3 separate regions of the Homo sapiens genome follow, and all the other regions are linked to region 2. The links are chromatin loops, found by intact Hi-C in ENCODE. Cell type or tissue: PC-9. All regions are shown on one strand. Links, peaks and the distances in the headings refer to the core of each region. The heading gives the core; the rest is flanking DNA. Region 1 overlaps CTNND2 (catenin delta 2). Region 2 overlaps DAP (death associated protein). Region 3 overlaps CTNND2 (catenin delta 2).

Region 1 (10,894 bases), core at 1,012-9,011, 550 kb before region 2:
GCCAAGTATGGATTTTGTGTTTCAAAGAAAATGAGAGCATGAGACAAGATTGAATTTTTCTTTATGTCACAATATTATGGTGATTTTAGTTCTAAGAAAGTATTTTTTGAAAGATGTTTGAAACCTCCCTAGCTGTTAAATGAACAGGAAAAAATGCTAGGATTTCAAGATGCTTCTGTGTCACACACTTGCCTGTCGAAAGTTCTAGTCGGCCTCTGTGCAAAACCAGCGCAAAGTCTGCTCTCCAGAAATGATGTGTAGAGACAGCTGGAGGCCCAACTGTTGCAGAAATGGGCCGATGTGACAAGTCCTCACTGCAACTGAGATGCATGGACATTTTTCATGAAGTGAGTTTTTTTTCCCCAGGAATTGTTAATTCAGTCCTTTTTCCCTTCTTCTATTTACCACAAGGAAGTATTAAATCATACAATAGGCAGTAAATTTAAAGTCTCGTGTGTTGTAAAGACTTGAAACATAAACAAGTCAAGGGATATTTAGGAAAAAAACTCATAGATGACACAAACATAATAGAAGATGGAGGGAAAATGTTTTGAAATGCATCCCTAAACCTGTAGCTCTGGCATGACTCCAAAGACAAATTTTAAATTACAACAGCAACCCAAATCCTTGGTCCTATTCAGAGAAAGATGTTGGTCTGAACTGACAGTGTTTTGACCTAATGTAGTGCCTCTTACAGTTTATGTTCTGGGCTATCAAAATGTGCATAATATAGTATACACCACGGTTTCTCAGCCTCAGCACTACTGAGATTTTGGGCCAGATAATTCTTAGTTGGGAAGGGAGGCTGCCCTGCATTATAATTTGCAAGTCTAAAAGTAAGGGTGACACCTGTTTCTCCTAGCTCAGAAAAGTATTTTATACATTTCATACTTCTTGAAGTGTAAAAAACATTTCTAGACCGTCTTCCACTTTGTAATTTTGACATGCACTGTTGTATGGTGAATCTGAATGTTCTCAGAACCTAGGAAATGGGCATTTCCTCTGACCTAGTAGAAGAAAGCCTTCTTGGAGATGTTGCCTCTGACCACAGCCTGCACCTCTGATACCTATTCAAATGGAGTCAAAAACATTCCCTAAAGAGCACCAGAAAATTTGAGAGTTCCCAGTTCTATTGTGCAAGGTAGGAACCATGTTCTTTGCTCTACCTATGATTAAATTATTCTTTTGTGCCCAGACACATTCAGGTATCATATCCAGCTTCCTTTACCTGGATGTGTGGTTCCTGAGAACCACAGCCAGGATAGGGTGGGCTTTGCTTTATGCATTGAGCAGAGGGTATGTATTCAGGGAAACTTGAAGTGATGGGAGCTTCTTTTACCAACTTTGCACAAGTCATTTAAGATGTCTGAAAATCAGGCTCTGGGAAGAAAAGTGGATTGACTACTAATGTTTATTGAGCAACTAGTAAATCCCATCACTCTGCTAAACTGAGTGTGTTAAAATTGCAGTAAATTATGTAAATTTTAAAAATCCAATGTTTCAACTAACTAAATTTGATGACTAGAAGGTCATCATTTTCTAAATACCCGTTTGATGTAAAGCATTTTTTTAGTCATAATGGATTGTAATAAAAAATAACAAATAGTTTTGGGTCAAGGCAATAGATTACACCAAGTAAGTAAACATAAAAAATTAAATATACTGAGTGTACAGAAAGATAGGTGTTTTGTATCAGACCTTATTTAAAGAAAATATCTGTTTCAAATCAAACCAGTAGATTTTGATTGGCTTAGCAACTCCCTTTTGGGAGATTTAAGGCAGGAGAACACTAAGGTGAGCAGAATAATACAGATTAGGAAAAATATTTTATCCAGAAGGTTTTATTTATTGCATCAACAAATAGCATAACTCTTTATGGACATAGATATCTAGATGGTCTATTGTATTTTTACATCATCGTTATATTATTCTGTTTTCACACTGCTGATAAAGACATACCCAAGACTGGGTAATTTATAAAGAAAAAGAGGTTTAATGGACTCACAGTTCCATGTGGCTGGGGAGGCCTCACAATCATGGTGGAAGGTGAAAGGCATGTCTTACATGGCAGCAGGCAAGAGAGAATGAGAGCCAAGCAAAAGGGGAAAACTGCTACAAAATCATCAGATCTTGTGAGACTTATTCACTAGCATGAAAATAGTATGGGGGAAACAGCCCCATGATTCAATTATCTTCCACCAGATCCATCCCACAAACTTGGGAATTATGGGAGCTACAATTCAAGATAAGATTTGAGTGAGGACACAGCCAAACCATATCAATAGTCCTTAATTGAATAAATCACAGGTAACTCACAAAAGCCAGAGAAAGGCAGGACATGACAAATCTGGGAGGAATTTGAACAAATGGGGCCCAGTGAGAAGCCAAGTAAAATTTAGAGACAGATCATGAAAGAAAAGAAAAGGAGAGGTGTAAGAACTGGTTGAGAGCACTGATGATTTTTTTCTTCAGGTATGACCTTTTATTCTCTGTTCCATCTCCTGACCCTGGGCCCTGGAATAACCTCAGACTGAGGTTGCCTGAGATTATAAATGGAGAAAGCATAGCAGAGATATTTATTTGCAAACAGTTCATTGCTTTATAAAAGTCAGCAACATAAAATATCTCTGTGTGAGATACTGCTATTTTTAGATTACACAACTCTTGATTTAGAGGGGAGAAGGCAATCATAATTGAAAGAGCCATAAGAAACATGGTGTTAGTCCTACAGTAGATGAATTTTACTTTATCCTCATGAAATTACTGAGGAGTACACATTCATTTTGGTGCCCAACTTGCAGTGGCTTATAAAAATAGTAACAAAAAGTGTTTGATGAGAGAGTGAGCCACCTGGGTAAGACTGTGGGCTCTGAAGAGAGCCTGTGGTTAATTCTGCCTCCATCACCTGATCATCTCTGAGACTCCTAGCAAGTGGCTGAAGCTCTCTATACTGCAAATGTTACATCTATAAAATGGAATATTTATGGCACCACCCTGATGGGAATGTGATGAACATTAAGTGAGGAAGGCATAAGAGCAGTTCTTAGCAACACAGAACATGCTCCTTAAATGTGAGCTTACATTATGTTGACTTCTACTTGTAAGAAATGAACTTATGCCAGTGCTTATTGTAGAATATTGTTATGTACAGGAGATAATCTCTCTGATTATTGAATCTGTAGTTGTCTATAGACATAGAACTAAGGTATAATCTCCCCCCCACCCCAGTTTCTGATCACTGCAGTGCAGTGAAATCTAGAAAGAGCTGCTTGTTACACTGACCTGACAGCAGTTTTCACATCACTGAGTTTGTTTGCTTTCTCTGGCTGTCAAGTCTCTCATTGATTTCTCATTCTGCAGTCTAAGTCCATATCAGCCCAACAAAGGATCTGGGGAAAGGGCAACAAATGGGTGTGAAGGAGGTCCCTTAAGTTCACGTACAAGTTTGAAGACATTAAGAGCAATTTGATGCAGTGAAGAACAAGCTGAATATAATAAAGCATTTTCAGTAATGCTACTGCCACTAAAATGGTGTTTTTGTCATGAACATTGCAAGATCTCATTCTACTGTACTCTTGCTAATGTAAAAAAAGATAAAGCAATTCTAAATGCTGATGTTTTCCCCAAAATTTATAGTATTTTTAAATATATAAATAATTGTTAAGGAAAGCTGTGATTTAGGACTTTCAAAGTCATAAAACGATACATTTCAAAACATTTACATAAGCAAATTTTTAGAAATTGAGTGTAAGTCTATTTTCCCAAACTACAAGTTTTTATTTATTTTACTTAGCTACTGTGTCACTTAATTGAAATTCTGAAATTCTGAGTATAAACTTTTACAAGACGAACTTCCTATTCATATACACATAATTTGCCCTTCTCCCAATAATTGTTCATTTTGCTGAAGTTTTTCATTAATGGTTAGGTCACAGCTGTCGTGAGGACGATTCGTTTGCTCTGTTTCCAAACTATATGCCAAGGTGTCCCAGGGCAACATAGGAAATTCGAGGGATTCCGAGGGATATTTTAAATTTTCAAGATAAATACGGTATCTTGAAACCAGGTTGAAACATGAGCTCCCATTAGTTCAGTTTCAAAATCCAGCTGTGCCACATTCCTTTCAATGATGTCATCACTTTGCATACCAGGATTTTCAGAGGTTTCTGTGATATGAAGCAAGTGCTAGTGACAATCAGCATAGGAGAGGATGTGAAGATGGCATTGTCTGCTTCCAAGTTTTGAGAAGTTGTGCAGTGCCCCAAAGCACGGACATGTTAGGATGTAGATGATTCAAGCTGTTCAGACCTAAGAACTTACTAAATGGAACTGTCAGGCATTTATTTTGGCCTGGGGGGCACCCTGTGAAACATGAAGAGGTTTGTGAACCCATAAAGTTCAGGAAACTCAAGTTCTATAAAGTCAAGCAGCCGAAACACTCCGGCCAATAATTGTGTTCAGTCACTTCTCACAAATAAAAAATATTTGATTTATAAAAAATAAATCTGTACAACACTTAAATAATAAACCAACATTCTTAAAGACCCAAGTTCTTTTTTTTCCTAGTGGCTTCAGTTTGCTGCTATGGAAATAGACCTTTTAAAATGCTTAATAAAGAAACCATCGTTCTTAATTAGTGAAAAAGATCATAGATGCATTTATTATTTGCACGAACAAAACTATGTGTCTCTGCCACTTAGTCTTTATGGTGTAGTCAAACGTCTTCCATCTGCCCTGTGTACCCCTCTACCTCATTTTAAATTATAAAGGTCTATGGGCTGGGTGCGGTAGCTCACGCTTGTAATCCCAGCACTTTGGGAGGCTGAGGCAGAAGGATCACTTGAGCCTTGGAGTTGGAGACCAGCCTGAGCAACCTAGTGAGACCCTGTCTGTAGAAAAAATTTAAAAACTAGCTGAGTGTGTTGGTGCGTGCCTGTAGTACTAGCTACTTTGGAGGCTGAGACAGGAGGATCACTTGAGCTCAGGAATTCAAGGCTACAGTGAGCTACGATCCACCACCACACCCCAACCTAGGCAACAGAGCAAGACCCTGTCTCTAAAAAAAAAAAAAAATATATGTATATATATATATATATATATAGAGAGAGAGAGAGAGAGAGAGAGAGAGAGAGAGAGCACCCTTTAAATTCACCGCAAACTTTCAATTAATTTTCAAATTAATTACACACATTCTACTTAGAGTTGAGCAGACACAGAAGTAAGAAAAAGGCTAGTCTAAGACTTTATCAATGGGTAGAAATGAAAGGTAATTGGGTACCATTATATTGAAATCAACGTTATTTTTTATTATTGTTGCACTTGAAAACAAAACTTGCTTATGTATTCAGTTGTACAGATACAGAATCATCCAAGACAATGACCTATAGTTGGGCCTTTCAACAGCCTTTTCACCCATGGTCCACTGTTGGTTATTTTATTCAAACTGAAGGGTGAAAATATTCTCCACATTTTATATTTAAAGAAATGCAGACTCTGGAAATGGAGGTAAGTTAAAAGTTTTATAGCAAAGTACTCTGAAATATGATCAAAGAAAATCCCTATGGAATTGCTTTGCTTTTAATGTCTAGTAATGAGAAATAATTATGAATGGACACTTGGACACTGCAGCCCTTTATATCCTCATATTAAGAATATGCCCAAATATTCATATGTTCTTTAGGATTTCTTTAAGGACAAAGTGAAGCAATACACATAGATGAGTGTGTTTTGGTTTTTTTTTTTGACATGGACACTAATGACTGTAGATCTAATTAAATGGCTTTAGATTTTTGGTTTTTTTTTTGTTTGTTTTTGTACTATTCTAGCGGCTAAATAACCACACTCAAAAGCTTTCCTCCCATTCCTAATGTATTTCAGGTTAAAACAATCTAATGTAATCCATGAAGTCATTCCTCAAAAATTATACTGAAGTGTCAAATATGAATACGAATGGTAAATATGAATAGAAAATATGATGGTCCCTAAACCACAAAAATGACCACACAACTCACAGTAGCCTGGCTGATATGAATGACTGCTCATTCTTGGCCAATCACAGGTTGAACATTACTCTGTTTTTTCTCCTTCTAGATAAGATTATTCAAGCCCCCTGACCATGAAATTTCCCCTACATCCTCGTAGCACCCAATCCAGAACAAAGCCTTGCTCCTTTGAATCTTCCCAAGACACACAAAACAAGTCAAATTTTGTCAGTCTATTCAACGCCCTCTTACTGATATGTCCCATGGTTTCCCATGGTGTGAGTCCTTTCTTATTACGAGCAATAAGCCCAACTTGGTTCAAACACAGGTGTGATCCTGATGCCCTCGGTTGGATGGCAGTGACATTGCTAGCAGCTTGTTTCTGAAGTACACTCTTCCTGAATGCCACACCACATGGCCTATCAGGAAATGAACCCATAAAACAAGAACAAGGAGTACGCTCTTCCTTCTTAGATAACAGGCTTTTTCTGGTAGATAATTCTGCTCCCACTGTGTTGCCCACTACAATCTGAGGGCAGGAACCAGTGTTTGGTACTAGAGGCTGACAGCTTTGGAGAGCACAGCGACCAAATGTTAGGCCAAATTAGACCACATTTTGTTAGATTCTATTAAGATTTTCTTTAGAGGAAGTATCTCTGCTCAATATTATCTGAGATAAATTAAGTTGGCATTCTTCGAAGAACTAAGATAAGGTGATGATGATGAAAACCAAAAATGGATATTGTTAAATCATGTTCTAGCCAAGACTAGACTCCGGTAAACCGTCAGCCCCAAAGTATGTGTTCATGGTTCACATTGTAAAGACACTGTGACAGGTACTTCAGGACACGTTCTCACTTCCAGAAACACAGAGCTTAGTGTGGAATCTCAAGAGATGGTGTTCTTGTTATTAGAATGCATCTACCTGTATCATTGTGGCTTCTATCAGAAGTTAAGTTTTCATAAAGAGATTCATCAAGTGCACCATTTATATTTTTCTCAGGGACAATTGTCAAGTGGTATGGTTACCTAATTTATAAGAAAGTGTGCTCTAGTCTATGGTTTATACACAATGTATTTTAAGTCTATGTATCAAGTTTCCTGTAACATGTATATTATATGTGTATATATGCATTATATGTGTGCATAAGTACAAACACACACATACTATATGTATTATACATATATAATATCTACACACTATATATTATACACACAGATCTGCACATATACATACACATGTGCCCACATGCACATATATATATATATATGTATGTATAATAAAACATTTTGAGGGTGACCAAGGCCTTTGTGGTTTTCTCAAATTCTTAATCTAATCCTGAGGCAAAATTCTGATCTTACCCTGATATCAACAAAGTAAAAAACACTGCTCAAATGTTCTTAAATCTCCTGATCCGAGTATTTTGGGCATCAAATCCCTTCCCTCTTATTTACACTCCAGGTTCACAGCTCCAGGTGATTTTCTAAGAAACATCACGGGCTGTTAATTTTAAAATAGATACATAGTGGTGAACATAAACATTTTCTATAAAGTCATCATGCTTTACAAGGTAAAGTTTATGGACACTAATTTGTATTTTTTCCCTTGGGCTGTTACCACCAGACAGAACCTGTTAGAATTTCCAGGGCAACTAAATTCTTACATGTTTGAGGTTATTTTTTCCATTTTGTAGCATATTTTTATTGAAAAAGTCTAGTTGCATTAATGAATGAATAAATGCTGTTTTAAAGTTAATTGGATATTGCATAGGTATTATGACATAATTGATGATATCCATTGTAATCTAATGGTCTTTGAGAATATTTATGTCTTCTAAAGGACCTAAATATTCTATATAGAAGCAGAAATTTGTTAATATTTAAGCTACATGTAATTAAATTTGATAACTATTAGCATAAATTGGGGCTAATCATTTTACATCATTCCTCACCCCTAACTTCTAATAAATTGAATTCAGAGAAGAAGCCCATTGCTTGACTAAGATTAATGTAAGGCACTTAGTGTCCATAATAGTTCAGAAATAGCCAATTTTCTCATCATTTTACTGTTTTCTCTCTTCACTTTACCAGCCAGGAGAAAACTTGCTAGTTGAAATTGTTCCTTCTAATTGTGAAACAAGAGATCCCAGTCCCCACAGTCCCCACAAGGTGGCCTTCCTTGACTAACCTGCGTAGTGGGCCCAGGCCCCCAGTGATATGGGTGGGAGGCGTGGAGTAGGCTTTGCATAGGGTCTCACAGAGGGCCTCTTTCTTTTCTCACACTCAAATGCACCCCTCCAGGAATTCCTGCAGGCTCTACCTTCAAAGGGCATCCAGACTGCCCGTGCTTCTCAACACCCTCTGTCCCTGCTGGGGCTGAGCCACCATCTGCCCCCAACTGCTCTCAGCTCCTGCCCCACCCCTCAGAATCTGTTCTTAACCTAGCATCCAGCGGGGGCCTTTTCCAGAACTCAGCATCATCCAGGTGTAATTGATACCCAAGAAATGCAAGATTTTAGGCCTGCAGTTTATGAGAGTCAATAGATGCACACATCCAGGCAGCCACCGTCAAAGGGATCTTTTAAGAATGTGAGTCAGATCCCAGCGTTCCAGTGGCTTCCCTATGTCTTGGAGCAGAAGCCAGAGGCCTGCGATGTCGGACACATCAGGGCCCCCTGTTGGTCTCCCAGTAGGGCCCGGGACTCACTTCTCTTCACCCCGTGACCTTCTTACCTCTTGTCTGACATGCCAGGCACACTCCTGCCTCAGAGGCTTGTTACTTCCGTTTTCCTGTTCTGGAATGTTCCCTCCACTCAGCTCCGGTGTCACCTTCTCGGAGCAGTCTCCCCTGGCCTCTGTATTTATAATAACCACCCCCCACCCCCCCACCCACCTACAGACACACAGACTGTCGTGTCCCTGTCTCTACTTGGCTTTACTTTCCCATCCAACTTGTATGAGTTTCCTGGTGGTGGCCATAGCAAAGCACCACCAACTGGGTGGCCCAAAACAACAGAAATTGATTCTGCCAGACCAAAATCATGGTGTGAGCAGTGTAGCGTCTCTCCAGAGGTGCTGAGGGAGAGTCCTGCCCCTCTTCTCGCTTCTGGTGGTGCCCGGAATCCTCGGTGTCCCTGGGCTTGTGGCTGCATCACTCCAGCCCCTGCCTTCCTCTTCACATTGCCTCTCTCTGTGTCTGTGTCTTCCTTTGTCTCTTATGAGGGCACTCTCTTTTGACTCAGGGGCCACCCCAATCCAGTCTGATCTCATTTCCATCCTTACCTCAATTACATCTGCAAAGATCCTATTTCCAAATAAGGTCACGTTCTAAGGTTCCAGGAGGACATGAATTCTGGGAGACACTCTTCAACCCACTACACATGTATCACTATCTGACAAATAGTACATTCTGCTCTTTTAATAATTTTAATGACCAGTGACCAATCGAAAGTCAGCTCCCCAAGAATAGGAACCTTTGCTCCATTCAACACTGTATTCCATTGGACAAACACGCAGTGGCCATTAAACATTGTTTGGAGGAGTGAGAGGGTTCCTGACTGAATCCTTAGACAAAGCAGGCAGGCAGCCTGCAGGAACATGGCAAGAGGTGAAAGCTACTGGGCCCTACTGAAATAAGCCGAAGCTCAGGGAAATTGCATTTCCAACTCTTAGATGAACGAGAGGTGGTCAGAAAGTCAGAGTAAATCAATGGAAGAGTCGGCCTCATAATCAAAAGTCACATCGAAGACTCTCCAAATTGGAATCAGAGGTGGTGCTTCTTGGCCTCTCTCACCTTCTTGCCCTAATGGGGTGGTCTCTTTCCAGGCTTAAAAGGGCCGTGTCCTGGGGTCAGATGGGCTTCTGTGTTAGATTCCTGCTGCTGCTAATACAGATTAACACAAAACTGGTGGCTTAAAACAACACACATTTATTCTCGTACAGTTTTGGAGGCCAGAAATCCAACAGAAATTCATTGTGTTGCAGTCAAGGTGTCTGTACTGCCAGGCTCCCTTTAGAGGTTCTAGGGGAAACTGTCCTGGCCTTTTCCAGCTTGTAGAGCTGCATTCCTTGCACCCCTTGGCTCGTGGACCCCTCCTCCATGCTCAGCACAGCAGCATGGCCTCGTGCGTCAGTGTTACATTGCCCTCTTCTGCGTCCAGTCTCCCTCTGCGTCCCTCTTCTTAGGACACTTATGATGGCATTTAGGGCCCACTGGCTAACCGAGGATCATCTCCCATCTCAGGATACTGAATCACATCTGCAAAGTCCATTTGGCCATAGAAGGCAGCATTAGCAGATTCTAGGGACTAGGACCTGGATAACGTTGGGGGCCACTCTTCAGTCTTTCCCAGTGTCCTAACCAGAGTCTTTATCACAAATATAGGGACAGGTAGAAAAGGTCTCAGATCCCTGCCCCCTAAATTCCCAGTGGGGATTCTGTCCTTTCACTGAACGAACAAGAATAGCCCCTTTTCGCCTTTGTTCATTTCTCTCCTGTTGTCAGGGCTACTTGTAAGGAAATAATCAAATTTGATGCAAATCAGGCATGAATGCTGACCCTGTGTTTATAACATTTGAATTCTCTCTCTTTTGTGTACTTGATTTTTCATTTCCGTTTTGTCATCTTATCTCATATATAATTTGTCTGAGTTGCCTCAATCTTTTGTGAAAACTTGGGTATAATTAATAATACAAATTTTATATGAGAAGGGAATATCTGATTGGAAGGAGGAGCTGCTGGCTGGGTGGAGCACCTTCTAGTCCCCCATGAGCTGAGCACTTCTCCAGGGAGATCTGTGGCTGCTCCATCATGAGGCCAGGACCAGAAATCATGGTTGAATGAATTAATGTTTATGATACAGTTTGGGGAATTAATTTTCCTTAGCATATGCTTGGAGAAGGCCATTTCTTCC
Region 2 (10,894 bases), core at 1,087-9,086:
ATTACTCAAGTTTGTGCTGCTGTTGAGAAAAGGCAGAATGCACCCTTGGGCAGTTCTCCCATTCCCGAACCCACCCACATGTCTGCCTCTCAACACTTGCTCAGCTGACTAAGCTACACCTTTCAGATATCAGCTGAAATCTCACTGGCCCTCCAAACCAGTTTAAACCCCTGCTGTGTGCTCCTTTAGCACCTTGGCCTTCCCCTTCATAGCACTTGGCTTAAATGTAAATGCCCAGTTGAGTTTTCATTATTCATTTGACATTGAGCCCCAGCCACCTCAGACGTTGCAAACTGGCCGACTGACTTGGGGACAGACCCATGGCTTTTTTTAAGGCCAGTCCCCTCTGACTTCTCCATGTGGGTTTTGAACTTAGCCTGCCATCCTTCCCTCTTATAGTTGTGGGAATTCAGATCAAGAAAGGAGGAAGCGCGTGACCAGGTTACCTAATTAGGGGAGGACACAGGATGTTCGTGTTGTTCATGAAGATGGACCTGAAGCATGCCGTGTGCATCGGGTTTTTCTGGGCTTTTCTGGAATGCTGAGCCCTTTTCTCGAGGGCAGTGCTCCCACCTACAGCATAGGATCAGGTGCACACATCTGTTGGCCTCTTCATTAGGTACAATTTAATGTATTAAATTTGGATACTGTTTCTAGGTTAGTAAAAGTGTGTCTTTATCAAATCCGATCATCATTTTTGTCTCATAAACAAGAGACAAGAAATTCTTCCAGGTAAAATGTTTCTCAACTGCCTCGTCACTGATTAGTAAAGTGAGTTTGTCTTAACAAGTCCATCTCTGTCCGATTTTCTGACAAACCAGGTAACATTTGAATAAATTCTCAAGATTGTGCCCAAGCCATATAAGGCATTAATGCATTTGAGGTTTGGATTTGAAAGCATCAGCTGCAGTTAGGAGCCCAGGCTTCGGTGTCACACTTGTGAGTTTGGTTCCTAGCTTCTCCTCTTACTCACTGTGTAGCCTTAGGCAGGTTATTCAACCTCTCTGTGCATGTGTCCTTATCTGTAAACTGTGATTATTAATAATATTACCTAAGCTGACTGTTGTGAAGATTACATGAGTTAATGTGTCTCCAGTACATAGAATAGTTCTGGGCCCAGAGTCAGAAAGAAATACTAGCTATTATTAGTAGTATGTTCATTAGTAGTTGATGTATCGCCATCATTTTATAGTCAAGCACCTAGAACTAAAAGTTATCCTAACACCCTGTAAGTGGATGGCTGTGGTTAATACAGAATATTTAGGCAAAATGTGTTTATGAAGACACTTCTGCCTGTTCTTGTTGTGTACTGCTTTCCATGTTGTGCTGTTGGATGCAAATGCCGATGTGAGCTAAGCTCTCTGCAGTCCAGAGGGCGGAGGTGACTGTGGCTTCTTTCTCATCTACCTAAAATGATGCATATTTGAGAAATGCTTTGTTTCTGGGGCTCTCACATGATTCAGGGGCAGTAAATCCCCAAAGGAATGTCACTTTTTTTATGGCTCATGGAACTAATGTCTCACCAAGCACACCTGGTCCAGCATACCCACCTAACCAAGGATTTCATAATTTGTGGAATTTTTCAACACATAGGTATATCAAATCATAACAAAAGAAAATCAGCACTCAAAGGTATGACTGCACCTTACATTTAAATCTGCTTCTCTCCCCATGAAAGATGATACTGAGTAGGAAAGGAAAACTGCAGGAGGGCAGAGAGCATCTTAGACCAAAGTTGAGTTCTCCTTTCTCTATGAAAAATGCCCGTTGTCTGACAGGTTTCGCCCAGATAGTACACACCATGAGGGCATGTGGCCCTGCATGGAACTGCTTCTGTTTCATCACAAATGACAAGGCAGCTGAAAGGCTGGGGCCAAATGCACAGCCTTGTTCTCACACAGCAGTGGAGAGAGCCCAGGCTTCTGCCACACAGACTTGTCCTTCCAGTGACCAAACAGCACGTGACCCAGTGGTGGAGAAAAGGAGGATGGAGAAATGGATTCCCTAGCCTGGGCCTCCCACTAGATCACTGTGACCCCTATTTAGCCTCCGAGGTAAAACTCTTTCCAAAATGTGTAAACCACCTTCACCTCTACATAAAATATGGAACACAATTGCAACTCAGCCTTTAATACATGTGTCACGACCGTGTGTAGTGTGGGCCGCGGTGGGCTGATGCTAATGGAAGTTCTGCCCAAAAGGCTTCCTGATTCAAACGCATCAGGAAATGGGTGAAAGGAAGTTAATCTGGTTTCCTTAAGATGACTCAGAGCCCCATTACACTAAGGGGCATTTCAGTCTCTCAGAGGAGGATACAGGAAGTAGTGTTTCCAGAATTTAGTTGACCACAGGCTACTCAAATTGCATTGCAGGATGAGAGCCAGGCAGAATGTATTTTGGGCCACAATTCTGAGGTTGTGCATCCGACAGGTGTAGGAAGACCAGAGCTAGCCAGAAAGTTTGAGGACCCACGTGCTTGTCCTGGCTCCACTTCCTCCCATTCCCTCGACCACAGGGACTGTCTACCTCTAAGCTGCTTTCTCACCTGTATGAAAAGGAGGTCAGTGATGCTTGTGGGCTCCTGGCCCTGTACACTGCGCAGGAAAGACTGAGGGATCACAGGCAACGGGCTCTAGAATCAGTGAAAGGCCACACAAACAGAAGACAGGTGTTGGTGCTCAGTTCTATTAACCCAGAAAAGACCAAGATACAATTTGGGGAAAATTCCCTGATTACATTTGTTCTATTCTGCTTTGCCAAGGGTTTCACTTAATTGAATGAATCCAATTTTACTCTATACAGATAAGTGTATAGAGCTGACCATGGCATCTCCATGTAATCCAGGAGTAATCTTTTTACCTCCTGACAGTTTTACCGTCTTACCTGTTTCTAATCCATTTCCCTTTCTTGGCAGCAGACTGGGCGACAGCACAGAGACACATAGGAAGTGGTGAGCGGAAAGTGCCCATGTCTCCAAGGCAAATACACATTCCAGAGCACTCAGAAAACTGCAGAGGGCTTTATGTTTTCACACTGAAACTCATGGTGGCAAAAATTGAGCTGATGTGAGGATATTTATGGTCCCTAAATCCTACTTAGTGTAATATCCATACATTTTGCTGTAGAAAAATTAATGGGTTTGAATATGGGGTGCTGCCCAAGCCCCTCCAGAACTGTTCACTATATATGATTTTTATAACATATTGCCTTTATAAAACTTGAAAAATCCTGAATTCTGAAACCTATGTAGCCCCAAGGGCTCCAGGTAAAAGAGATCAGGGACTATAAAGGAAACTCTGGGGTACAAAGGCACCTGTGGAGATGAAGGTCACCAGGCTGGCTGGTATTTGACAGGCAGGACGCCCTGTTCCCAGGTTCAGGCAAGAGGTTGCCCAGCCCTCGGGATGCTGCTTTCTGCCACAGCATGGTGCTGTGAATTCTCCCCCTCTTCACCGCTGCTGTATTTTTTGTGAAGCCATAGAGACAAGCCAGTGCCTGGCCCCCAGCAAGGCTGGAGAGGCAGTGAAGGCACATCCCCACAGCCACGCCCTGCGCTGTCCTCTACCTGGAGTCCTTGGGCAGCCAGCCAGGGGAAGGCTCCCTGTGCCCCCCACACCCAGGCTGCTGTGTAAAGAAGCAATTGGCATGAGCCCCAGGACACTAGCTACTGCCAAAGCCAGCAGTATTTTATGAGCCTTAAAAAATCTTGTTGTACCAGTCCGTTATGAATTATTGAATTAACACTGCATATTTATAGCAACTTCTTAATAGTTTAATAATTTATTCATCCCTTATGGATCCTTTGGCATATTTCTTTTAATTGTTAGAGTAAAGAGTTTTTTTAGAGCTAACTTCACTGGACTACTTCCTCAATGATGCTTCCAGAATACTAAAATAGAATCCTGCACAGTTGTTCCGAAGCTTAAAGCACCTGATGCGCAGCAAAGACCTGCCCACATGCGAGTCGGTGACACCCCCCCTGCCTGTGCACAGGGCTGCAACTACTCTGTAGAAGCCCACAGCCAGCCAGGCCCAGCTCTCAGCCCCAACTCAGCACACTAGCATTTCACAGCCTACACTTGGATTACGTGTCTTCTGAGACAGTTTAGGAACCTAAGCATCATTCATATTGTTTCTAAAGGGAAAAACATCTTACTGTGTCCCAACAAGTAAGCTCCCTATTTTGGGAGCACCCCTGCTTTGTAAGATGTGTCCTACTGCCCAGAGTGAGTCATTCCTCACAGAGCCCTGCTCCTAGGTGCTTGGTGATAAGGGGAATCAACAGAAACAGGCTGTTTCCCAGCATTCACTTGCAGATGACTAAACCCAGAAATTGTGGAGTAGCCTTAGGTAAGGAGACGAAAGTTGAAAACTTAAGACCCAGATTCTTCAGGCATTTGAGACTCTGGCTGAGGAGGCAAGGCATGCCAGATCGTTTATGCTCAGGGTAAGGGTGCACATCTGTCTGCATGTTACTGTCCCTTTTGCAAGGGTTTTTTTGGTCATGAGTGACATCGCACTTTATTAAAAAGACATGCTTTCTTAACAAGATGAGCTACCTTTGATGCTTAGTCTTTCTCTGGTTTAGGCAAGAGTCCTGCAAAGCCATCCAGCTGTTGTTGGCAGCTGCCAGGAGTTGCCATAAAGAAGGTAGATGGAGTTTTTCCTGTTGAATTCGTTAATTCAGGCTCGTGAATGTGGTCATTGATAACACCCCATCCCTCTTTTCCTTACCGCCTCTAGCTAATTGTGCTTATCATTTAAGCTTCAGCTCATGGCTCTATCACCATTCTCAAGTTTGCCTTGAAAAGATCTGAAGAAGTACCTGTTAGCCTGAGCTCCCTCTAAAGAGGGAGAAAAGCCAATCTTCCAGGTCAGTCTGGCAAAAGCTGGAGGAAGGGCCCATTTGCTTGGGGACTCCAGATATCAACCCATGGCCAGCAGATCCAGCTCAGCCAGATTGTCGGGTCACAAAAATAAATCCACTATCTCTAATCGCTCTTTTGCCTCTTTTGCAAGCCTTTGAGGCGGGCAGGGCATGAGAGTTACTCATTCCTAAGAAATGAGCAACAAACAGTTCCAGCTAAGCACCCTGGTTCATTCACTGCCTGGCCACGACCACAAACTTGTGCTAAGCTGAGGGTCGCTGACCGGTGATGTCATTTGGTGCTCAAAGCATTTGTTGAGTATGTGTGCGCACCAGACCATGTGCCAGGCGCTGGGCACACAACAAATTCCACCATGGTCCTTGACCTTGAAGGGGAGCCATGCGTGCAGAAGCCTAAAGCTGTGTTGTGATAAGCCTAAAGCCATGTTGGGAAGTTCTTATGGCAACACAGCTGGGAAAGTATAAGTCCTGCCCTTGGAGGGGAAGGAAAGTGATGGAAAGAGAACATGAGCCAGCCTTGAAGTTGCTGTTTATCAGCTGGCTCAAGTATCAAGGTGGAACCAAGCACAGGCAATCCGAGCATTTCTTCCATGAAAAATGAAACTTAAGTGTCCCGGAAAAGTTGAGGATCATACCAGAATTCTGTGTCTCAGCTTGGAGTGACCATGCAGCATATTTAGTCTGACATGCTTTGAGAGTGAAAGAAAGCACTGCTAGTAATAACACCAGGACCAATGCCTGAACCCAGACCGTCCCAGGGAATCAGGGACATAACCATCATCCTAGGGATAACTTGAGGCCTAATTTGCTGCCCTGAATGAAGTTCATTCTCCCTCTACTGGTCAGAGACGAGATGGCAGGGGATTGGTTGCACCACCCACTGCCCCCCCGCCCCCCGTCCCCCTCAACCTTTTTATTTATTTATTTATTTTAAGAAACTGATAGAAGACAAATACAATGTCATCTGACATTGCAATCATTATTGGAAACTACAATGCACAGTATGTTTGTACTTACATCCTTGAAAACCATTTTAGGGCTCTCAGCCCCGTTACTGAACCATAAAGATGCTGGGTTTAAAAATATTCAAATTGGTTCCTTATTGAGGCAAATGCTGAGGAAAAGCAGCAGATTGCATCTTGAGCTTGAAAAGAACTCCTCTTTGACTTGCGTTCTCCATGATACAGCTGACTTCTTTTAAATCGGTGTTGTGAGTTAGTGCTCCTGTTCCATCTTCACCTGCCTTTATTAAACAAGCAACACAGAGGCAGATGACTTCTCTGGGTGCTTTATGCATGTATCTCACTTTAAACACTGCGTTTTTTGTTTCCTTGGGAAATAAGCCCTCATAGCCAATGGTTGCTTCAGGTCTTGACCAAGTACCCGGATGCCCCAGCCAGATGCCATGGTTTGCCTCCTGGGTGTTCACCTCTCTGTGGGCTTCTTCCCTCTGGTTTCTAAGGTGACAGCTTGTTCATCAGATGCATGGAACAGCACAGACACAGGCATTTCACACCCGTCTATTCAGAGCAGGGGCCCCATGGCCCAGATTTTCTGGGAAAGTTCTGTTTTCACACATTCTGCCTTGTGCTGGTCAGCCAATGTATTCTGGTTTGAGATAACAGAATGTAAAACAGTAGGGCCATCTTACCTATAGCACGTGACCCAGAGAAACAAGGGCCCTGGGTTAGTTTGCAAAGCAGGTCAAGTCAGCCTTGAGTCCTATAATGCTGCAGAGAGCCCAGCACCCTCTTGCCGCAGCAAGGCCGGCCCCATCTGGGTGGTGGCTCCTGGGTCTCCAGCACCCAGCACTGGGCAGGCACTGGGTGGTTGCTCAGTGAATATTTACCTGATGGAAGCGCCCAGGCACAGTGGTGGTGAGCACAGATCCATGCACGCTGACTACCATGCCCCACACATCCACGCTGCCCCTGGGGCGCAACAGTGCCAGTGAGAACTCCCCACCAGAACCTGTGCCTCAGCTGAAAATTTCCTTCCCTTCTCCCATCCCTAACGACTCCCCTTCCTACAGGTCCCAGCAGATGTGAAAAGGAGAATAAAGAGCCTCCAGTTCCTCCTTTGGCCCCAACCTTAGTTTGCATTCTAATTCATTAACATTTGCAGGGTGGCTTGCAGCTGTCCTTAGAGATGGTGGTGGCAGTTCTCCTGAAATGCACCTGTGTTGTTCTTGCACTTTCTGTCACTTCTCAGTGGGCCTCAGAAGTCAGGTGGGTGGACTTATCTGCCCAGCCATGTGGAAGAAGGAAGGCTCTCATGTAGATGTCTACGTGTACATAGCGCCTCAAAGTGAGGATTATACACTACACATCAATTCCCCTCTGACGTCTTAGTGGAAAGTTTCCATTGAGCCCTAATGCTCCCTAGAAGTATGTCACATCCTGCCCGCGGAGGGGCCCACCCAGGGCCCCATTCTGGTTACCCTCTTCATGCTCGAGGTTGTGCCCTCCAGGTGCATCTCAGCTCGGAGAGGGGCCCTCAGGGTCGCAGCTTGCTCTGTCCATCATCCAGCATCTGCCTCCTCACTTTGTGAATAACAGGGCACATAGATATCTTCACTGGTGAGATTTGCTGGTGGTAAAGCATATTATCTGGCTGTCCTCATGGAAAGCAAAGGAAGCTCCCTCAAGGCAGGGGACACCCCAGGGAACCTTTGGGAGAAGCAGGAAGGAGTGAGAGCCGTGGGCCTGGGGCCTAGTGCAGCACACTCTGGAATTCCCCTTGCTTCCTGCCCCTGCCCTTTCATTCCTCTCTGGAAAGGCTCATTCACCAAGTTCACAGAGATTCTGTGGTTCCCTGCATGTCCTCAGGAATAGCTCTGGGGGAATTCTCATCCCTGATGGAGGATCAGTCTTGTGGAAGTCCTTCCTGTCAATAAGGACATTCTTAGTTTTCATGGGGTTGCCACAGAGACCGGCCACATCAAAATAGAGACAGCCCACTTTTCCAGAAACCCATGGTGACCTGCTTTCGCATTAGCTTCTGGTAAACCTCACAGGTGTGGCCTGTTGGCCTCTTGCTATTTAGGGAGCCCTCTGGGACCAGTCTTCACCTCAGTCCCTAACCCAGCGTCCTATACAGTGTGTGAACACCAAATGCCTGTTAGTGGAGAGGAGGAAGAAGATGACAGTGATAAGAAGCGGAGACAAGCTCCTATGTCCCTCCAGCAACTGGACAGGCAGGAAAAAGTAGGAGATGCTCCAGAGATTGTGCAAATGCTTCCTTATTTTCAGGCATGCTTGATACTTATAAACACCGTAGACAGACAGACAGATAGGTAAGTAGGTAGGTAGGTAGGTAGGTAGATGTGAACAAATGTGAACCTGGAAGGGCCAGTCTTCCAATATAGATCCTTAGTGGCTCACTGGGTCCAGATTTGAAATAGAGCCAAGTGGCCATTTGCCGACTAGGGGTCATACAGGTATGCTGAGATCCCCCCCAAACCTGCACCTTTTTATCTTTGGGACTTTTAGAGCTCACCTGAACCAACCAACCAGTACTCAGCCGTATCAGCCAATCAGAACTAAGCAAATTTCATTTTTTTTAATTTGAATAAACAGACCTGATTGGGAACCTGGGTGGGAACTTTTGCTCTAAAACCCAAGTCTTCCTTTGTTCTTTGGAACATACCTTCATTTTATATTGGAGGCTGTGTCTCCCTGGTTTGCAAACTGTTCACTGGAATAAAGTCTCTTTCCTCCAAATTCCTTTTTCAGAGAACTTTTGTTGACAGATAGATGGATGATTGATAGATAGAATGACACTCTACATATATATGTATAGTATGTGTGTGAATAAATGAATGAAACCAACTAATAAATAAACCACAATAAACCTTAGGGCCCTGAATATTAATTTACCCAGGAGAGACCCAGTCACTAGAGATCAGGGCATCATGAATAGTCAATATCAGGGAGTGAGTGAAGACTTTAATTAGTGGCTCACAGTGCATTTCTCGAAACCCAAACTTTAGGGGCCTTTGATGCTGGTCTATACCACAGCCTGCCCTGCTGCGCTCCCATTGTATTCTAATACTCGGCGGTGTTTGCTATAAACGTGGGTGAAGGTAGGGTTGTTGGGTTGAACGTAAGTTATCCCAACTCACTAGCTGGTTTTGGAAAGTAAGCAGAATTGGTTGTGAGTTTAGTTTTCTGTCTACTTGACCTTGCTCTCTTTTTTTTTTTTTTTTTTTTTTTTTGCTAAGTCTGGAAAAGGCCCAAGTGCTTGGTATGATCTGAGGAAGGGCCTTAGGAGGGTCCCCAGAGCTAGCATTTCCAGTCAGGTAGCAGTTGAATTTGCAGATCCAGAGACCACTGAGGACACTTACTGCATCAGCCTGGCTGGCTGGTGAGTAGCTGTGCTCTCAGCTCACCAACTCCCTCCCTTGCTGTGTGTGGGAAAGGTGGACTAAGGACATAATTCCTGGTGAATTCAGGAATTCAGAAAGCCCTTGTCCATCATGCAGTGTCCCTGACCTGAGTCCACACTGTGCGTGGTTCTCACAGGCCAGGCTTTGATTCTTGCTAGATGCGTAGCTCTGTGACTTTCCAGCCAGACACCTGGCTGGAAAGTATCCTCAGTGCAAGTTAACTCTGGCATCTCTCTAATTCTGTTGCTGGGTTCGACACAAAAACATCCTAGTGACAGCTGGTCCCATTTAAGGTCAGCCACCTGTGCTTCCGGAGATGGAAGTAGACTCAGACCAGATGAGTTTTTTGGTGTCTGTATTGGATTAATGTGTACTTCTTTCTAATAGGAATTCCAATGACAGTTGTCTTGTTGGATTTTTTTCTACCTACATGATCATTTTCCTTTTTAGAGCCACCATAGTTTTATCCTATTTAAAATACTTTGTACTTTGAACCATGGACACCCACCTCCCAAAAATTAAACCATTTATAACATGACCCTTGAGCCTGAAGATTGCATTTCAAAATATAGACAATAAATAGAGTGATTTTTAAAGCACCTGTCTAATCAGCATTAAGCAGTCACCAGCACCTCCCCATAATTGAAATTCCAAAGAGTGACTCTAAAGCGTGGACGTGTTCAGAATCAAAGATGGAACGGTTTTTAGGGTAAATGTTACATACTGAAATCAAGCAACATGTAAAGTTTTTAATACATAGATGATCGTTATACAGACTAATAATCATACCAATTGTCCTCAGGCCCTGCTGGACAGCCGCGCATCTGTCTTGTAACGAGCTAACCATGTAATAAAGCACGGTGAGCAGGCACTTCCTAGGGCAGTGCCAGGAGCCTTTCTGAATACTGCAAAGGACTATGTCCAATGCCTGATCTAGCGTCTTTAGAGATGGCCCACCTACAGCCAAGGTCTCCCAACAATGTAGCTTTAGAGCTAAGCCTAGGCGGGCTTCCCCCCAGTATGTTCCACATTGCCATGTAGTTAAACATGCACCCTTTTTTTTAAGTTTGCCCCTTGCCCTTAATGATAACCTACATTCTTCCTAAAAGTTACCTTCTCTGGAACATTTCATTAAGGAAAGGAAGCAGTCATTTTTGCTGCTTTATACTGTTTGAATTGTTCAGGCTGCTGGCAGTGGAGGTGGACAGGGATTCCCACTCTTTGGTGCTGGGGGAACCTTTTCTCATAGTAATGCCCTGAAACCCTGCGCCATGGCACAGCGCAATGCTTAGAACAAAGGAGTGAGGAAACTCAAGGTGGGCCCGCTGGCATTCTTCAAAGAAGCCCTGAGAAACTCTGAAATTCCCCAGTCTTGAAAGAAATGAGAGAGAGAGAAAGGAAGTGTTATGCTTTAGAAGACAAAAAGCAATTTCTAGACTGTCTTTACATAGGAAACTAATTCATTACTTATTGCCACTAAACATGAGCTTGTCAGTGGAGGCCTATTCCAAGCACAGTGAATACATTATTTTCTTTAAACTCCCTATTCTACAAAGTAGGAATCATTCCCATCTTACAGATGGACACTGAGGCTTTGAGAGGCTGCTCATCTGAACTGA
Region 3 (10,894 bases), core at 1,108-9,107, 290 kb before region 2:
GTGATATATTTATGCGGTTTTTATAAGGAAAAATAGTATAGATGCTTTCTGTATATTAACTAGATGTCAGAAGCCTAACGGAGGCTTGGTAGGATGCATTTTGAATATGCTCTATATTGAAAAATATCATTCCTGGAGCAGACCAGCTTGGAGACAGGCGAGGGTGGGCATTTGGGGCTGGAAAGGACACAGGCAGGTAAACGGGAAGGGAGGACGCTGCCCTGGATTCTGGTTGCCAACAGATAGGTCCTGGGAGCAAAGGGGTAAACCCTTGTGGAAAATCTTGAGGCAGCGGAAGAGGGAGCCAGGCAGAGCTGGAACCAGGTCGGCAAAAAATAGACAGTTTCCGGGTCCCCTAACATTCTGAGCATCGTATTTTCATCGAAGTCGAAGCTTCTGACCAGAGCGGGTTTGTAAAGGGACCATTTATTCAACATTCATGAAGGAAAGCAGGCCCTACCCGCCAGGCTCTCTGGAGGGAAGGAGGTGTGTCTTCATTCACATTTGGCTCTGTTCACCTCCATGAGAGCGCAGAACTTCAAGAACCTCTTCTGACACACCATAGAAATATTATGCAAATCCAGATACTTGGAACTTAAAAATGTCCGGAGGTGAAAAATCACTCTGTCTTGCCCATCTAACAGGAGCGTGCTGTGTTTTGCAGGATGGATGGTCACAATACCACTTTGTAGCCTCGTCTTCAACCATCGAGAGGGACCGGCAAAGGCCCTACTCCTCCTCCCGCACGCCCTCCATCTCCCCTGTGCGCGTGTCTCCCAACAACCGCTCAGGTAAGAGGCTGCCGTGGCTAGCCAGCCAGGCTTTATTTCTCGTTGAGCAAAGACGGTCCTTCCCAGTCCGTGAGCCAACCCGTACTCAGAGGAGAGCCTTCCATTCAGACCTTCGCTAGAAGTAGGAAATGAATCTGTTCTTTGTACTGTGGTGGCCACTCTGTGTTTTGTATACACAGACTCAGAGCAAATCTCCTTCTCTAACAGGTTCTTATGCATGACATGCACGTAATGAACCTGAATTCAGGAGGAACGAGTATAAAGAAAACTGTCATGTGTCTGCAAATCCGGGGTTTCCGTGGACAATTTTTCCAACTTAAAATAGTTTGAGTTGGCCTGGCGAGGTGGCTCATGCCTGTAATCCCAGCATGTTAAGAGGCTGAGGCAGGCGGATTGCCTGAGCTCGGGAGTTCGAAACCATCCTGGGCAACATGGTGAAACCCCGTCTCTAGTAAAAATACAAAAATTAGCCGGGCTTGTTGGCACACGCCTGTAATCCCAGCTACTCGGGAGGCTGAGGCAGGAGAATCACTTGAACCCGGGAGGCCGAGATTTCAGTGAGCAGAGATCGCGCCACTGCACCCCAGCCTGGGTGACAGAGTGAGACTCCGTCTCAATAAATAAATAAATAAATAAAATAAAAATAGTTTGAGTTGCATTTTGTCATAATTGGGATAAAAAGTTGAGGAGACCAAATGTGCTTTCTTCCTTCAGTGTGATATACATTTGACACATAGCACTGATGCTTTCATAACTGTTCCACATCTAATTGGCTTTTCATTATTAATGATAAACCGGCAGATGCCACTGATAAATTATTATCGTAGCCAACTATAACTTCCATGTCATTCCATTTAATTTTTTTCTAATTTTGTCACATTCCTATTGCTTAAATTTTGAACTTCTTGTATTCGTAAAAATACTTGATTTTTATACCCTTTTTAATTCACATTAAGAAATGCCAAAAATCAGAGGAAAGATGAAAGGCAAATGTGAACACACCATTTAGTAATATAAATGGCATAAATTTGCTGTTTTCCTCACAGTTTAGTTTTTAAAACTTTTATTTTGATTTCTGCATTTTGATTTTGTTCTGAGAGTGAAAGATGGATAACAAGTTATATGCACCCACACAGATGACAGCTATGTAGGCTCTTATTTATGAAAGCTTTCTTCCTACTCTTCTCTGCCCTCTCCCTGCTGAGGAAATCCTATTCTCTGAAATGACACCTGGGAGGACCTGGTAGAGAGCATTGCCCAGCAAAGTGGTCTCCCTACCCGCGAGAATGATGGTTGCAGAACTCCACGCCAGACTTTACTGTCAACATGATGAGAAATGAATGGCCAATATCTGACTGAAATAAATGGCCCGCTCCCAGCTCTGTGAAAGCTGATCCTTCTAGTGTACTGTCATTGCTTATCACATTTAGTCCAACCCTGGGTGACGATCAGGAACCCCCTGTACCTGTGGAAACGTCCACCCATCTCAGAAGCATGGAGGTGGCCTCTTAGGCCTCTTATTTCTGTAATTCCAGCAGGCTTAAAAAGATAAAGCGCATGGAGTGTGGAAAGCATATGGATGGTGTCTTTTGGAAAGCAGTGATTATTAAGAATTACAGTGAGCCAATCAGTGTTATGAGAATGAAACGACATGATGGATCGGCAAGGGCTGGAAGAGAGAAGCAGCCTTTTCTCGCGAGCAGGCAGGGCTGTGTTCAACCAGCCATGCAGACAGTGCGCTGCCTCAGGACTTCCTAGGCGAGGCACATCCAGACACCTAATAAACACTTGTTTGCGTGATTTGATTTTTCCCAGAACTTAATCCTGATTTACCAGAGACTTGGAGCACCGCTGTGTGTGAGGTCTCAGGAGATAATTACACACTTGATGTGGTTTAATAAACACCACCATCTGGGCAATATTGGATTCTAATTTTAAAAGCTGTGGTCAACAGGTTTTAAAATATTGTCCCTTCATGATTATGTGGCAGTAACTCATAAAAGGCTAACCTTTATTAGGGAAGACCCAGAGGCAAAAGGGCAAAGGCAGGAAGAGAGACTTTCCTGGAAGAGAAAGATGGTGAACCAAAGAGAAGGGGGCAGCAGGTGGAAGAGGTTAGCGAGGAACCAGCGAGCAGACAGGAACTGGATGCAGAGCCCAGTTGAGTGACAGGGCACAGAGCTTGCTAAGGACTCAGTTGTTCTTGCAGAGGTTCCCTCTCCAAGCAACAGAACCCCAATCTTCATACGACACAGTGGCTGCCCCTCACATCTCCCCAGATTCACATTCGGGACAGAGATGGCCCAAGTCCCAGCCTTTGTCCTCTCCCCTGGAACCTCTCTTCCCTCACAGCAGAGCCTGGGCATTCTCTCCACCTACACAGGGTCACTGTGGATCAGGGAGGTTCAGTCCTTGATCAAGTCATTGCAGCTCCAGGCTTGTCCTACAAGTGATGAAGGTGCTGCAGCTGTCTGAGCTGCATGGTTTTCTTCCCTGTCTGCCATTGCATTTGTACCCAGGACTTCTGGCCAGCTGGCATTGGGTGGGGTTCAAGCCTCAGTATTTTTTTTAAAGGATTCCAGGTAATGAATTCTAATAGGCATCCAGGATCCAAAACCCGTGATGGCTTCAAGAGCTGAGCATTGAGGCGTGATTTTATTTTGATAGGTTTGAGAGGGTGGCAACAACCCATGTTTATCTTCCCAGCACTTGGCTGTAACGTCTGTTGGGCACTTCTGCCTCTCATTCTACTTTATTTGGACATCCATTTCCTTACTCGATTGAGAGCTGCACAAGTTCAGGAAGAGCCACGTGATCTGCATGTCTGCCTTGCACAGTGGCTAGCACAGGAATTTGTACATAGAAGATATAAGGGTGACAAACTGAATCACATGACTCAGTGACATGAGAGGTGCCTTGGGGGACCACAGACCCAAGGAGCAAAGAGACCCTACAGAGGGTGTGAATGATAAGCTCGAAGGTAAACTGAAGTTTGGCTGGGGAGGAGCTTTGACACTAGCAAAGGAAAGAGAGATTTATCCTAAAAATCAGAGTGCTCTAGGGATTCCTAGCCTTAATAGTCACCAAGTATGCTCAGTAAATATGGATTCTGAAGCCCGTCACTGAAAATTCAGACTCAAAAGGTCCAGGATGGGCTCTGGGCATCCATAAATTCTCAAGTGAGTGTTGAGGGTAAACAAGGCTCTGAAGCACTGCCCTGGGCTATGGGAGCTGGGGAGAGCTTCCTGACAGAAGGACACGGCACCTGAGCTCCTGCGGAGCTGGACACAGCTGCAGGTGCCCACAGGGTGGGGTGCGCGACCAGCTGCCCCCTCACCCAGACGCATGGCTCCTGCCAACCTCTCCCAGTGCCCCTCTGCACTGGCAGGAAGGTTGAGTTGCTGCCAATCCATTCAGTCACTCATGAAAATTCAACCTCCTTTTACTGACTTCCTTGCCTCTGAGTTCAGCTTTTCCTCTCTTCTAGTACCAGTTTTTTAAGGACTCCTGGAATTTCCCAGGAGGATCCTCCAATTACAACCCAGCACTTTAGAAATGGGTGTAAGAGGAACGGCAGGGCTCAGCCTCCCAGCCAGACAGGCAGTGAGTGGCTGAGGTGTAAGGAGGGCCTCAGAGATTATTGGGGTGTTTATGCAAAAAGCTGGAGCAAGAATGCCCTAGCAGGAACTAGAGCTGCCTCCATGCCCCTCCCCAGCCCACCCCAGCCACAGACAAAGAAGGTCTTTGTGGGCTTGGTTATTTTTGCCCCACAAATCATCCTGTGTAGAGAGCTGTTTCCTCTGACTTTTTTAAAGGCAGTTTCTAGGTGACTCAGTGTTTAAGTAAAACTGCATTTATTTTAATCAAGGATTAGTCAATATCAGTAATAGATCTTCTGAAACACATCTAATTAAGGAAGGGAGCACGGGAAGGAAAGGGAAGGAAAAGAGAAGAGAAAGGAAGAAACCAAAAGCAGTCTCATTCCTAAACTGCCCCACACACCTTGGGCAGGTCACGTCCCCTCCATGATCTCTCTCTGAGGAAGATGGCCCCAGGATGTGGTCCCCAGTTGCCAGCCTCCAAATCACATGCCCTCTAACTATAAAGCATCAGTTGTCACAGGTGAGGGAATGGGGCAGGGACAAGAGCCAAAACTGCCAAAAAATAAAAATTAAAAAGAAAACCCATCAGGTCCTCACGTAGGCATTGAGATGCGGGACCATGCATAGTGAGGACCCTGACTGTGTGGAAGGCACACACGCTGTGGGATGAGATGCAGAAAATCCCCCTTTTGATTTCTTTATGTAGCAAGTGCCCCAGCTTCACCTCGGGAAATGATCAGCCTCAAAGAAAGGAAAACAGACTACGAGTGCACCGGCAGCAACGCCACCTACCACGGAGCTAAAGGCGAACACACTTCCAGGAAAGATGCCATGACAGGTGAGCGCCCCTCGCGCGCCCCCTCCTGGAACTTGGTGGCTTGACCCGCGACAAGGCAGAGATATGGGACATCAGGCTTCACGGGGCTGGCTGCGCTTGGCTGCTGAGCAGGACTTAGCAGCTGTCCAGTCACTTGAGAGCTTGATAATGATGATTTCCAAGAATTGGGACTAAGAATAGAGGCATAACTAAGATAAAATGTTTTCTACCCATGTTTTATCGGTCCTTTCCTCTTGTTTGCCCAGCTCATAATATTCTTTCAAATTAGAGAGAATATTCCCACATATTTCTTCCTCATTGACATCACCCACTGGGGAGGGGACTCGATGGAGGCAGTGTAGTTAGGCCCTGTGCATTAGGAATGGAGGGAACTGAAAAGAAGGTGGAAGGGGAGGGGAGGGGAGGGGAGGTGGGGAGGGGAATAGAGTGGGGAGGGGAGGAGAGGGGAGTGGGGAGGGGAGGGACGGGGAATGGAAAGAGGAGGGCAGGAGGAGGATTTAAGGGGAACTGCATGAAACTGCTGTTGAGATATTTTCCCCTCTTGCCATGATACAACCTCTTACGTGACATATCCCAAAGAAGCTTCCTTAGAGCTGATGACTGCAGATTCCCTGGGGAGGCATTCATCTTTCACGCTCGTCATCCCTCACGATCTCAGTCACAGCCATTGCCTTCCTTTCTCATCAGCCAAGACTCTATGGAGGCCAGAATTGGTACAGTGGGTATCTGTCTCTGCCCCCTCCACTGTGCCATGCCCAGCCCATCTGATAACAGGGCTTACCCTTAAGTCACTGTATAGTCTGTACGTCTTGTACACTCTGTATATGCTTCTGTTGAGGCACTCACAGCCCCCTCCAAGCTCTCCATACCTCACCCTCTCCCTGGATGGCCCTCCTCCAAGAAGCAGGATGTGGGCTCTGGCTGTAGAGGGAGTTATACCTTAAAAGCAAAGCTGCCGGAGCCCTGAGGACCTTTCAACGGGGACCCCACATCCTCTTTACCACATGGGCATGGAGATGGGTCCCTGCTGAAAATAGGCTATGAGGAAGAGCCTTTAATAGAACAAGGCCATGTTAGAGCATTCATAAAGCTGGGGCGCAAAGGGCGCCGTGCAGACACTGAGACCCTCTTAGGAGAGGAATCTGAAGAGCAGGAGGCAGTTCTCCAGTAGTATTTAGGTGTAGACTGGCAGGGAAGCAGAGCAGACAAATTGGATGATTTATTAAAATGCCTTCCAAACCAGGACAGCGAAGATAAATTTTTCTAATAGCAAATGCATTTACCCCAGCGGCAGTGTTTTCCGTGTTAACTCTGCTCAGCTGCGTAAAGAAAACTATAATAAACGGATGTTTCTTATCCCTGCCCCCAGGAGCACATTCTGCCTCCATGTGCAGACCCTACAAGGGAACACCTCAGCGCTGCTCCTGAGACGTTTCCTGAACGGGAGAACCTAACTCATTACATGGACTCTAGGTTACTATTCACATTCACTGTTTCCCCTTACATGTTGCCGCGTAGATGAACAGGAACAAAGAAAGCTGTGAATCTGAATTCTGAGTCCCTGGAGTCTAGACATTCGGCAGAGGATCCCATTTGTACTGATTATGCTGAGCTAGTCATGACACCAAATTCAACTGACCCTTTCAATGTGCAGTTATCATTGCCCTGGGTAGCCACATCACCAGCTGTCTGGGATGATACACTGAGATTAAGGAACAGTTGTGAGATCGACTGCATTATTATTCAGTTTCATGTTTCTCTTTAACTCTCTTGCCCAAGAGAATCATTCAAAAGGCCTTCAGGTGTGGGTGTGCGTGTTTATGTCAAAACAGTTCCAATGGCACATAATTGTGCCCTGGACTCAAAATAAAATAAAACATAAAATTTACTATGTTTCTGATATTTAATCTTCTTAGAAAATGGCAGGGATCTTGACAATTTCAGTGTATGTAATTCTTCAAACTTATTTAGAGGCTTAAACAGCTTTGCTCTAACTTACTTAAAAATGCAATTCAGGAGTACACTCTCAATCATGTAGCAAGCCAGAAAGAACATTGAGATCTTTATTGAATATTATGTGTATATAGGGAAGTTCCTCTAAAGCCAATGGGTGCTATGTAAACGCCGATTGTTATTATCACAACAATGATGGTGGTGGTGGTGGTAGTGAGGGTGATGGAGGTGATGGTGGGATAGCAGAAGTGAGGATAGTGGTGGTTTGCCACTTTCAGTAGTGGTATGAATAAGTCCCCAGCCAAGCCAGGTGGAAGCCAGTCTTTCACATATTGATGGGGATATTGAGTTTACAACCCCCACCTTGCAGGATGTTAGCAAATGCCCATCATTCCAGGGTTTACTTGCAAAATCAGATTTCTTGTGGCCCCAACATCAAAAGCAATGCTTTTTCTTGTTCAAGAACAAATCTACGGAACATTTAAAGTTCAGTGCATTGAAAGATAACCTGAAAAACTGCCATCTTCCTTGTTTCATTCCCTGCCAAGAAAACATTCCCTCTGATATGAAAACCACAAGGGAAGCTTCATCCCCAAAATGCAGCCTATGAGGGCTGGAAGTGCAAACATCTCTTTGATGGAGCTGTCATCTCTTCTGCTGAGCTCTTAGAAGTTCAGATCCATCTAGGTGTTTATTCCAGGCTTCCCCCACCCTCCTTTTCTGGATTCATTTTCTAGCTTGGATGAAGCCTCATAAAATTCTTCTCTCCTAAGTGTTTCTCTGCCACTGGAGAGCCCTGAGAAATCCAGTTGGCTATTCATTCAGGCATGCCGGCTTCCATAGCGAGTTCTTGCAGCCCTGCATGCCTGGGAACCTCACGTGTTCAGTTCACCTCAAGAAAGGGCTGCAGCATCCCAGCAGCTCCACTGCCTGAGTTTTAAATTCACCTGGAGGTTTTCCCTTCCCATCTGAACTTCCCACATACCCTTTCATCCAATGGTCTGTTTGTTTTTTGTCAGTGTCTTTCTTATGCCATTTATTTATGTATTTATTTATTTATTTATTTATTTATTTATTTATTTTTGAGACGGAGTTTCACTGTGTCGCCCAGGCTGGAGTGCAGTGGCGCAATCTCAGCTCACTGTAACCTCCACCTCCCGGGTTCAAGCAATTCTCCTGCCTCAGCGTTTCGAGTAGCTGGGATTACAGGCACCTGCCACCATGCCCGGCTAATTTTTATATTTTTAGTAGAGACAGGGTTTAACCATGTTGGCCAGGCTGGTCTTGAACTCCTGACATCAAGTGATCTTCCCGCCTCATCCTCTCAAACTGCTGGGATTACAGGCATGAGCCACCACACCCGGCCTCTTATGCCTTTGAAAGTCGTTCTAGTCTTCAATGTGTTGATTCAGTTGGGAATTGGGTATTTGGGGGCTGTTAGAAAAATAGAAAGGCATTCTTCTGTGAGTCCACTATTAGCTCGGTCATATGAGGGCAGAGCCTCTGTGAATTCCTCTGCCTCACGTGTCTGTAAAGGTAATTCAGTCTCAGCTATGGTCTCGTTTAAACGAGTGAGGGGAAAGAACTTCCAGTATTAACATCCTAGGCTCAGAAGCCACAAACTGTGCCTCGTGCTTTTAAGATTCCTCTGGTGAGAGCGTCTCAGTGTCTGTTTATGATTTCACAACAGGGAGGGAGGCCAAGACTGCAATAGTGCAAACGTTCTAAAAAATATATGCATTTAATTCTGAGCAACAGAAAAAACAAAATTTCACCTTATTCCTCAAGTGACATTTTCTATCAGCAAATTATAGCTCTGAAGGCAGATCTATCTAAGGTTTACCCATTTATTCATTCAGCAAATGGGGCACTTACTCTATGGGTGTCCACTGAGGCCAGGTGCTGTGCCAGGTTCTGAGGATACATACGGAGGTAGCAGCAGGACAGACTGTTTCTCTCTCAAGGGCCTTCTGCTCTGGAAGAGGAAGGCAGACAGTACATAAGGTAAACAGTATAACAAGTTCCCAGCAAGATGATACTGCACTGTGTTTAGTAGGAAGAAGAAACTGATCAGGGTAATGAGATGGGGGTGCAGGCGGAAGGGGTTACTTCACTTGACGTGGGAGGAGGAGACATTTGAAGTCTGAGGGAAGCGAGTTCCAGGGAGAAAGATCAGCAAAGACAACCTCACCGAAGCTAAACAAGTTTGGCCCGCTCTGAGGAAGGAGGGTCGGCAAAGCTGGGACTCCTTTAACAGGAGGAGAGGAGGGAGAAATGTGTTAGGATTTTAGGCAGGAAACAAACCTTGCAGGGCCTCATGGCCATAGTGGAGAGCCGTCTCAGGGTGAAGGGCATTGGAGCATTACAAGCAGAGAAAGAGACAGAACCCAACTTGTGTTACAAAGACAGCATTCTAACTGTTGGTAACAGGGTGGATGGAGGAATCAGGCTGGGCAGAGTGGAAGTTGGGCCTTCGAGGAGGATTTGGTAGCAATGGTCCAGAGAGAGATGGTGGTTTGCACCATAATACAGAGACAGGAGTGACATGCATTCAACCAGAGAGGATAACAGAATGGTCTTTAAAATGGAAAAATGGACTTTCGGCTCTCACTTTCTAAGCTGAATTCTCCAGGAGGAATTTTATTGCACAGCTGTAGTGAACTCTTAGGTAAAAAATCATGGGTGGAGTGAACTTAGACCTTGAGAGGTTATACTGACCTTTCTCTTGTGGCCTATAGGTAGAGTGATCCTACTTCATTATCCCCTAAATACTGGAAGCAAACAATGAGCCCTTCCTAGTTTTAGAGTGTTTTATACCCCACTGACACAAGACAGCATTTTCCAAAGCTTTTTTAAAAAAAAATTTATGAATACATAATAGTTGTACTTACTTATGGGGTCCATGTGATTTTTTGATACAAGTATACAGTGTATAACAATCAAATAAGGGTAATGAGATACCATCACCTTAAACATTTATTATTTATGTTAGGAACATCCCAATTCCATTATTCTAGTTGTTCTGAAATATACAATAAATTACTGTGAATTATGGTTGCCCTATGGTGCTATGAAACACTAGATCTTTTCTCTTCTAACTGTATTTTTCTACCCATTAACCATCCCCTCTTATTCCTCTCTCCCAACTCCACTTCTCAGTCTCTGATAACCATCATTCTACTGTCCATCTTCATAGATCAATTTTTTTTAGCTTCCGCATATTCCACATGTGCGTGAGAACATACCATATTTGTCTTTCTGTGCCTGGCTTGTTTCACTTAACATAAATCACCTCCAGTTCCACCACGTTGCTGCAAGTGACAGGATTTCATTCTTTTTATGGCCAAACAGTACTCTATTGTGTACATATACCACATTTTCTTTAACCATTCATCTGTTGGTGGACACTTGGGTTGATTCCACATCTAGGCTATTGTCAACAGCACTGCAATAAACATGGGAATGCAGATATCTTTTGATACACTGATTTCCTTTCTTTCTAATATACACCCAGCAGTGGGATTGCTAGGTGATATGGTCATTCTACCAAAGATTTCTTGAACCATGACCCTTCAGCAGCTGTGAAGGGAGTGGTGGCCTGTGCCCTTCCTCTGAGTGGGTGGCTTGAGCTTCAAGGGTTTCCCATAAGGAAGTGGGCTAATAGGCCCCCTCTCTGGGCCTTCAGAAGCTGCTGGCAACTAGAGGAGACC

The links. Peaks named below come from ENCODE experiments on the same cell type or tissue, not always from the same donor. Only the 100,000 strongest peaks of a DNase experiment are listed, where the experiment ranks them.
Region 1: it touches region 2 in a loop (11-fold over the local background); 5 of 110 quality-filtered maps call a loop at or near these places.
Region 3: it touches region 2 in a loop (2.9-fold over the local background); 18 of 110 quality-filtered maps call a loop at or near these places.

The regions. Positions count from the first base shown.
Region 1 is chr5:11,244,699-11,255,592 of GRCh38, reverse strand. The region is part of intron 9 of CTNND2 (catenin delta 2); the gene reads left to right. Among named protein-coding and RNA genes, the nearest start is that of CTD-2154B17.1, 460 kb to the right of the region's middle. In PC-9, for the core only: no CTCF peak of the experiment used is centred there; a DNase peak (open chromatin) is centred at 4,132; H3K4me3 peaks cover 307 bases.
Region 2 is chr5:10,696,493-10,707,386 of GRCh38, reverse strand. The region is part of intron 2 of DAP (death associated protein); the gene reads left to right. Among named protein-coding and RNA genes, the nearest start is that of DAP-DT, 59 kb to the left of the region's middle. RefSeq lists enhancers at 3,778-4,500, 6,770-7,479, 7,034-7,857. In PC-9, for the core only: CTCF peaks have their summits at 5,509 and 5,713 (motif pointing left); DNase peaks (open chromatin) are centred at 1,496, 2,296, 4,286, 5,046 and 1 weaker place; H3K4me3 peaks cover 1,524 bases; H3K27ac peaks cover 5,437 bases.
Region 3 is chr5:10,982,448-10,993,341 of GRCh38, reverse strand. CTNND2 (catenin delta 2) reads left to right here. Exons shown (of 22, transcript NM_001332.4): 19 at 665-791; 20 at 5,100-5,231. LOC105374654 (a long non-coding RNA gene) reads right to left here. Exons shown (of 4, transcript XR_925791.3): 3 at 9,060-9,159; 4 at 5,819-5,926. Among named protein-coding and RNA genes, the nearest start is that of CTD-2154B17.1, 200 kb to the right of the region's middle. RefSeq lists enhancers at 4,986-5,035, 5,244-5,745. In PC-9, for the core only: CTCF peaks have their summits at 5,016 and 5,219 (motif pointing left); no DNase peak of the experiment used is centred there; H3K27me3 peaks cover 3,871 bases.